3 separate regions of the Homo sapiens genome follow, and all the other regions are linked to region 1. Evidence: chromatin contacts called from ENCODE Hi-C data. All regions are on one chromosome and are shown on one strand. Each heading gives the region's core, a stretch centred on a gene start or an enhancer-like site at or near the end of the contact. The rest is flanking DNA. Distances are from core to core; before and after follow the strand shown.

The links. Hi-C counts contacts between places; a loop is a spot of excess contacts on that map. Pooled maps may share reads with other maps.
Region 2: a pooled map shows a loop between it and region 1 (4-fold over the local background). The contact joins the enhancer-like site here to the promoter of LINC03016 in region 1. A Hi-C loop is called at or near these places in 9 of 37 single-sample maps with no recorded cell type and 7 of 50 pooled maps.
Region 3: a loop to region 1 is called in a pooled map, with 2.6 times the contacts of the local background. The contact joins the promoter of RPA3 here to the promoter of LINC03016 in region 1. A Hi-C loop is called at or near these places in 5 of 37 single-sample maps with no recorded cell type and 7 of 50 pooled maps.

The regions. Positions count from the first base shown.
Region 1 is chr7:7,253,632-7,256,495 of GRCh38, reverse strand. It overlaps LINC03016 (long intergenic non-protein coding RNA 3016), which reads right to left and starts at 1,342. Exons shown (of 4, transcript NR_108073.1): 1 at 1,318-1,342.
Region 2 is chr7:7,760,976-7,763,839 of GRCh38, reverse strand. All of the region lies in intron 2 of UMAD1 (UBAP1-MVB12-associated (UMA) domain containing 1), which reads right to left. Among named protein-coding and RNA genes, the nearest start is that of RPA3, 44 kb to the right of the region's middle. Within about 2 kb of position 1,404, at least 10 of the 41 ENCODE cell types and tissues checked have a DNase peak (open chromatin) inside an H3K27ac peak, as active enhancers do.
Region 3 is chr7:7,717,092-7,719,955 of GRCh38, reverse strand. It overlaps RPA3 (replication protein A3), which reads left to right and starts at 1,349. Exons shown (of 8, transcript NM_002947.5): 1 at 1,349-1,441. The region is part of intron 2 of UMAD1 (UBAP1-MVB12-associated (UMA) domain containing 1); the gene reads right to left.

The DNA.
Region 1 (2,864 bases), core at 93-2,592:
AAAAACCCTAGTAATTCAATATTAAAAACTGGCGAAGATGAAATGCAAATTACCAATGTATAAAAAAAACTCAAACCTTAAGTACAAATCAACAATTATCAGATATTAATGCAGTGATAAAACTAGTAAGTTCAATAATCAAAAACTTTGGTAAAAGGGGCAGGAAAATATACTCGCAAATGTTGAGTAGTAGTATAAGGTAGTACAGTACAGTTTAAGAAGGCAATTTGGCAGTATCTATGAATATTTAAATGCATACATTCTTTATCTCAGCAATTACTTGCTAGGAACTTATCCTATGGCTGTACCCACACAATCATTTCAAGGATGTTCAGTGCAGCAATAATTATAATAAAAGTATCCAACTCAATTATCAATAGAGGAATGGCTTAAAAATTGTGGCACATCCATACAGAGATCTAGTTAACTATTAAAAAGAATTATCTCTAAGTTATTAAACAGTAAGCAGAAAAGGCAAGGAGCAGAATGATGTGTTTAGTTTGGAAATGAGTACAGTTCTGTTATTTTCTGTTTATGGCTGGACAAAGGGACTGCTGGGTGGGGCTGTAGCAGATTATAGCTTTTCATTTTATATTCATTCTCTTTTACCAAGCACATACATTACCTTTGTATAAAAACTTAAAAATATTTTTAACAGGAAAGACATTATCCTCAAACCATGCAGTAATGCCCAACTTGAATATATTTATTCAAGATCTAAGGAAGGAAATTTCAGGGGTACTGGAGTTATTGAAAAATAAACCTAAAAACATGCCAATGAAAGAAAATGGCTGTGGGTCTCAGAAAAAAATGGTACACTGACTGCACCTGGGAAAAAACTGGAACTCTCGAAGAATTGAAGTTAACTGGGCTTTGGCAAATTTGTGAATATATCGACTCTTTCACATGAAGTTGTACCTGAGCCTTATTCTTTAAATCCAGTTCAAATGCCACAATTTCTTTGAAACTTCTCAGATCCCTAAACACTTAATATACAGTCCTCTTATAGTTCTTTGTAAATACCTCTATCATAGTCCTGAGGAGGCTATTTGTTCACTGGCATGTCAGCCCCCAACCCAAATGTGAGATCCTTCAGGCAAGCCTTAACCACAGGTTTCGCCCTCCTTTCTCTTCTATAGCTGACAAACCATGAGCCTGGTGAAAGTTTGTTGAATGGGTGATTTAATGACTGGAGGAAAAAAAAGAGCTGTTGCTTTTTTTGGATTTTAGGATAGAAAACTTGTAACTTGACATGTAAATTAATTATTAACTAACTCGACACAGTTTTCTCCTTACCAGTGTTAGGCACGACCCTACCTTTGTTTTGTCATCAGAGATCACTTGTTGCTTCAGTAACCAAGAGCACTGAGCTACACCAAGTGACAGTGCTTTGGAATGTCTAATGGTCACTGTAGAGAAAAGGAACCTGAGCTCTCCTCCCTAATAGCAAATACACACAATCTTCTGCCCACACTTGAGGTTTTGTTCTTTTTCTGGACTGTATTCTCCAACGTAAATGCGAGGTTTTTTGCCTGATGGTGTATGATACGTGGAGTTCAAATCAAGATTTTCTCAAGCAGAAAACCTGTTTAGGAGTCCCTCCATATCTATGAGAAAAGCATTTTGTTTAGAGGTCTCCATAAAAATGAAACAGAAGAAAGTAGGGGGCATATGGAGAACTTTTCTTCATAGTGAAAGGATGCTCACCATTTACTTCCTTTTAATTGATATATAATGTACATATTTATGGGGGAGAGAGTAATATTTTGATACATACAATGTATAGTAATCGTATAGTAACCTTTTTAAACTTTTTTGTTGTGGAGATGGAGTCTTGTTGCCCAGGGTGGACTTGAACTCCTGAGCTTCAGCCTTCTGGGTAGCTAGGACAACAGGCATGCAGCACTACACATGGCTTTGTTATTTAAAAAAAAAAATCCTATTATGTCCCAGGCACAATTGGAAACAAGACAGATTTGATCTCTGATAACAGTGCCTGGCAACTATTAGGATCGTTCCTAGAATCTATTTGCAAATGGTGGGAAAAGGCAGGGACCAAATATGTGAGTTCTATCTAGCAGTACAATGGGTCAAAGAAAAACAGAAAGAATGAATAAGATCTAGTATTTGATAGCACAATAGGGTGACTATAGTCAATAATTTAATTGTGTATTTAAAAATAACTAAAAGAGTATAATTGGATTGTTTGTAACACAAAGGATAAATATTTGAGGGGATGGATACTCCATTTTCTATGATGTGATTATTACTTGTTGCATGGCTGTATCAAAGTGTCTCATGAACCCTATAAATACGTACACCTACTATGTACCCACAAAAAATTTTGTTAAAGTACATAGCTCAGGTTGTTCAGGGAAGATAAGAAATTGCATTTAGTACAAAGACCACTAACCTGGGAGTCAGGAAAATTGAGTTCTGTTGCCACTTCTGGCATTATTTGTGTCATTTTTCTAAACTTTAACATCTCTAGATCTGTTTCTGAATCTTTCAAACGAGGCGTTAGAACATCTTTAAGCTCTAGAAATCAGTAGTCCTATATTTTTATGTGGGAAAGGGCTCAGTGTCTTCTATTTCCATGAATAAGAGAATAAGACTTAAGCCAGAACAGATCTAAGAAAGATATGAAAATAATCTGACACAAGGATTTGAGAATAAATAGTAACTTCCGAGTACTCTTCACCCTTGGAGTAGAAGGAGAGAAGGATGCTAAGACGGGTCCACATGAGGCTGCTGGTCCTTTGTATGGGTCAACTATTTACCACTCTTGAAGATGGATACCTCCTTCATCTACCCTCATTATGAACTAGTTCAGCAGTCTTTATACCCTTGATTGAAGAAAGTAA
Region 2 (2,864 bases), core at 155-2,654, 510 kb before region 1:
TATTTCATCTCAGAATGAATTTAAGTAAAAGCTGTAAATCATTATGCTATTAAGTCAAGTAAACCTGAACTGTTTACTTATTACATAAATCACTCTACTATTTTTGTAACTAATTTTGCAGTTTTAGTAGAGATGGGGTTTCTCCATGTTGGTCAGGCTGGTCTCAAACTCCTGACCTCAGGTGATCTGCCAGCCTCAGCCTCCCAAAGTGCTGGGATTACAGGCGTAAGCCACCACGCCCGGCCTAAATTTCAATCTTAAATATATTTAAATTTTTAAAATTCAAACGTCTTTGTTACTCCAATGACTGGAAAAATGTCATTGGCTTTGCATGTTCTCATTTATAAATGAGAGCTAAACATTGAGCACACATGGACATAAACACAGGAATGACAGACACTGTGGTCTACTGGGGGTGGAGGAGGGAGGAGAATGTGGGCTGAAGAACCACTTATTGAGTACTAGGGTCACTACCCAGGTGATGGGATCCATACCCCAAACCTTAGCATTATGCAATAGTCCCATATAACAAACTTGCGCATGCACCCCTTGTATCTAAAATACAGGCTAAAATTTAATTGAAGAAAAATTAATAAAGAAATAATTTTAAAATGTCATTGGCTTTAATTAAATAAAAAGCACTTCAATTAAATATCAATTATCCATATTTAATATTTTAAATACTACCTATGTTTATGACAGTAATATACATTTTTCCCTACTAGGCTGTTTATAACTTGTATCCTATGCTCAAAACATTTAAAAATATAATTTGGCTAGAGAATTTCAGGATATTTATTTCCTAAATACTAGGTTTCCATAAACATAAAACTCCTGTTTTATATCATTGTTTATTTAATATCACTCTGATATTCTCTATTTTCGTTTAAGAGTGCCGGCTTAAAAGCATTTAAAACAATCAAACCTGCTAAAATTAATGTTATTCAATGCATTTTAAATTAAATCCATTAAATCTTACATATATGTAATGTGCTTTCAACTCATGAAGCCTTCGACGAAAACAAATTCTAATCCAGCCCAGGAAAGTGAAGAGTTAAGTGTGCAATTTAGGAAAGAAATATGGCAAGTCCATATATGTGACTCAGTCTTCGAGTGATGTTTATATCACTCTAAGACAGGGAATCCTGTCTCTGTCTGCACTATATTATGATCCTTGTCATCGCCTGCCCTGGAGCAGTTGCATATGCATCTACTTCTCCCACTAAGCAAGTCTCTCTTGAAGGGCAGAAGCAAACGAAACCTTTGTAATTTCCATGAGGCATCCCATAGCAATTTGCACAAAGCAGTCACACAATCAATGTTAAGTTATCAGAAGAGCAAAGTTCTTGACTTTGCCTTAACACACAAGACCCACGAAAAATGAAAGGAAAAGTAACTTACACACATGGGGTGGGGTTAGTGGTAGTGGTGGTAAGAATGTTAGCAAGAAACCTCGAATGAAAATATTAAAATGTGTTGTGACTTAATCAGTCACTGATGTACTTAAACAAGAGTCAAGATTTTTTTTTAAGTAACTTTTCATACTTCCCAAGTTAGAAGCTGGGGAAGCTTCATTATTTTGTTTGAAAGTTCTCCGAATTAGACACACCCATATGACACAGCCAATGTAAATAATTTGTTCTCCTGGTGTTGCCACTGCTGAACAATGATGAACGGATCAACAGTACAGATATTCCCCAAGGAAGAGTGACCTACTGTGTAAAAAATACATCCCGAAACAAGGAACTGTATTTAGGATAGGTTTCTACTTTCTGAATTCTGGCACGCCCTTAGTCCCTAACTGCCTATGAATCAGTCTCCTGAAAAACCTGCAACTGATCTTTCAAAAGCAATGCAATTCAATTAAACAAACATTTATTGAGCGCCCACTGTATAAAAAAGCACAAGAATGGAAACTGAGGGAAAAGGGCCTGCAAAGGAGACGGATAAGAAGCAACGTTCAGAATAGAAAGAAAAGATACAGAAGAGAGGGGTGTATGGAATACAAAAGAGGAACTGGTCAACATTCTCAGATGTCACAAGGGGGGAGAGCTGAGATTCTAGAAGAAAAGGTATCAAAATTCTTACTAAGTAAATGCAAACAATTGGGATCAATAAATAATAAGATGAGTGTCTTTCCATGTAAAGAATGATTCTGCCTTATAAATCTATTCCCCAATAATAAGTTCTAGTTCTATTAATGTCACTACTAACCTCCCTACCATCCAAACTTGAGATTTCTTCCTTTTCCTTTTAATAAGAAATGTGATCCGTTACCAAGTCCTATTACTCGCACCCACAAAATTTGTGTACTGCACAAGGATGTGAAAAGGAGAGGAGCATTGAAACCAAAGACATATCTTTAATAATTTTCCAGCAGATGGCAGTCAAGTGTCTTATTCTAATAAACATATTACAACAATTTTCTAACAGATGGAAGTAAAATGTCTTAAAGAAGTGGTACTTTTTTTTTTTTAGTTAGGTCTCACTTTTATCACCCAGGATGGAGTACAGTGACACGATCACAGCTCACTGTATCCTTGACCTCCTGGACTCTGGTGAGTCTCCTAAATCAGCCTCCCGAGTAGCTGGGACCACAGGCACATACCACCATATTGGCTAATTTTTTGTATATTTTGTAGAGACAGGGTTTTACCGTGTTGTCTGAGCTGAACTTGAATTCCTGGGCTCAAGCAATCTGCCCACCTTGGCCTCCCAAAGTACTAGGATTACAGGCGTCAGCCACCGTGCCCAGCTGGGGTGACCTTTTCATAATTCACAAAATGCACTAAGCAGGTCAGTGGTGGTCCTGCCCACAGTATTTCCTATCTATTTTCCAGCCTTCATTCTGGCTGCAGCTACCA
Region 3 (2,864 bases), core at 100-2,599, 460 kb before region 1:
TATTAAACACCTTTAATGTTCAAGACCCAGGGAGGTACTTCTCTGAATATGGAAAGGTTAGTGTACCACTTAAACACAGTACACTGATTTACCATCTCTTGTTTGTACAGAATTAAATAGTCTAGACAATTTAATTATTTTAATTGATCAGTGTAAGTTGTTGTGAACAATTCAGAATAAAAGCTCCAAGTACAAGTACTTTCTTTCCACATTATTCTTCTCATCTTCAGTTCACATATGAAAACTAAAGCCTCCTAAACTTAAGATTATAAAGTACTGCAAAGTACAGTAGTCACTAACGTGAAAAAAAAAACTACTACTTTCCATGGCTGTCTATAGCTCAACTCTCTGAAAAATATACAGTCGGTTTGAAGTCTTTTGTGAAATCCCTTGTGAGACTCTACTGTTGACTGTGGTTAGAATACATTCAAAAGTATAATCAGATTGCATCATCACCATCACCTGCTCAGAGGCAAGTTGAAGAAACATGTGCTCATGAGGCTGAAGCTGGCTTATTGTACTACACTCTCATGTGGGCTTGCCAGAGAGATTAGTCACCATTTTGCAGCTGGTTTCAAATTCAGTTGCTGCGATACAAGTGCAGATGCAATGGCTTACCCTAATTATATTGCTCCAGTTTAATCTTTCCATTTGTAGCATACTATATACTGGATCAAATTCAAGACTCTGGATTGGTTTCAAATAGAAGAGATTTCAAAATCACACATTTGTTATCCTCTCCTAAAGCTTGCTGATCATATTTCATCATTGTATCTGCTAGATCTTCTGAATTCACCCTAAAGGTGTTTTTAGCTCTCTAAACCATCACTAAATCTTGATAATTAATAAAAATGCAGAAAAAAACAGTTCTTAAAGCTTTTTTTAACACAATAAAAGGAAAGTTATGTCATCTCCAAAAATACTCATATGTTTTTTAAAATTTCAATTTTCTTCCTCTTTGGAATTAAATATATGAGCAAATTCTAAGGAAATTAATTGTAATCAGTGGTTTCTAAACTTAACTGATGGTCAAAATCACTTGGGAAGCTTTAAAACACACATACATTTCCCCCACTTCACCCTGTACCTGTTGAGTCATAATTTAAAGAGGTTTCTTTTTAAATTAATCTAGAAGTTAAATAAAGCTAATGCTGGTATTGCTTCTGAGAGTCAGAAAGAAAAAAGAAAGGTTCCTGCCTATCTCATGCAGGTCTTTTTAACTGCCTGCTACTGTCCATATTTAATAAATGCCATCTGTCAAGAATGATGTCTATACAAAGAGATGATGTAATCAGAAGAACTTTAAAATAAAAGAAAAAATAAAATCCTAGCATCATCAGATCCACAGAAGCTACTCAGATAAGAGGCTCCAAGAGGACATTTTTGGATGTGAAAAACAATGAGAAGGAGGACAACACACATTTACAATCGTCTTAATTTTGTAAGTATCTGTTTGAATTTGTTGGATACATAGTTTTTTCCTTCAAAATAACTTAAAGGTATTATTTTGAAGACACACATAGTCAAGTTTAGATTATGCATTTTTACTCCGTTCTTATTCATTTGTTCCATGCTAGTGCTGGGAATATGGTGGTAAGAACAGACAACCCATGCCCTCACTATGCATACAGTATCATCGATGGCATTATAAAAATATCAAAATAGTTTTATGGTTAAAATAAACTATAAGAAATTCACATAAGTATATTTCAAAATACCCTTGGGGATAAAAATAACACATTCAAGTTACAGCTGACACATTATTTGGAAAAATCACTCAAGTTCTGCAATTTCTTCTTCCCAAATTAATACCAGTTTTACTTTCTTATCTGATCTAAAATTTATAACTTATTATACAACAATGTGAAGTTAATAAGTGAATGGTATATCACAGGTTATTCAACACACTGCTAAAATTAAAAATCATTGTGTCAATTCTAAAAACTAGATTTCCCTAAACTCTAAAAGCTACACAACTATGACAAACAGAATCTACAGCACTCTGTGACTCTTAATATTACAATTAAACATCAAGTTTATTAATAGAAAAGTTTGGTAAACAGATTTTCACATGACATAATGTGTCAATTTGATAATTATGGCCAATCATAAACTTAAGCATAAAAGGTGATGGTAAGATAAAAACAAAATCTTGAGGACAAAATTTCAAACTCATGCTCTCATCCAGGCCAGAGTTCCTGAACTATACAATGACAAACTAACTTCTTTGTTAAACTGCATTTTACTCTTTACAAATACAAGTAGTTTTCCAAATACTCCATGCTGTTGATGCCCCAAAGTGGGAAAAACAGATGAATTAAATAAATAGAGGCCATGTTAGCCAATGTGATTGAGACCATTTCTTCATTTAATAAAAAAATCAGTTAAAGTGGGAAATCATAAAAAATACATGCATACCTTAAACATTTTACTTCAAAACAATAAATCATATTCATTTAATAAAGTAAATACTTCTGAAGTAGCAGAGTTGTCTGAGGTAAATACCTGAGGTTATCGTCTCACGCCAAAGAAACTGAAGGACGAGGACACACAAGGAGTGAGTTTAAGAGTGGAGTTTTAATAGATGAAAGAAACAGGAGGCTGGGCGAGGTGGCTTATGCCTGTAATTCCAGCACTTTGGGATGCTGAGGCAGGCGGATCACTTGGGGTCAGGAGTTCGAGACCAGCCAGGCCAACGTGGTGAAACCCAGTCTCTACCAAAAATACGAAAATTAGCTGGGCGTGGTGGCGCATACCGGTAGTCCCAGCTACGCGGGAGGCAGAGGTGAGAGAATCGCTTGAACCCGGGAGACGGAGGTTGCAGTGAGCCAAGATCATGCCATTGCACTCCAGCCTGGGCAACA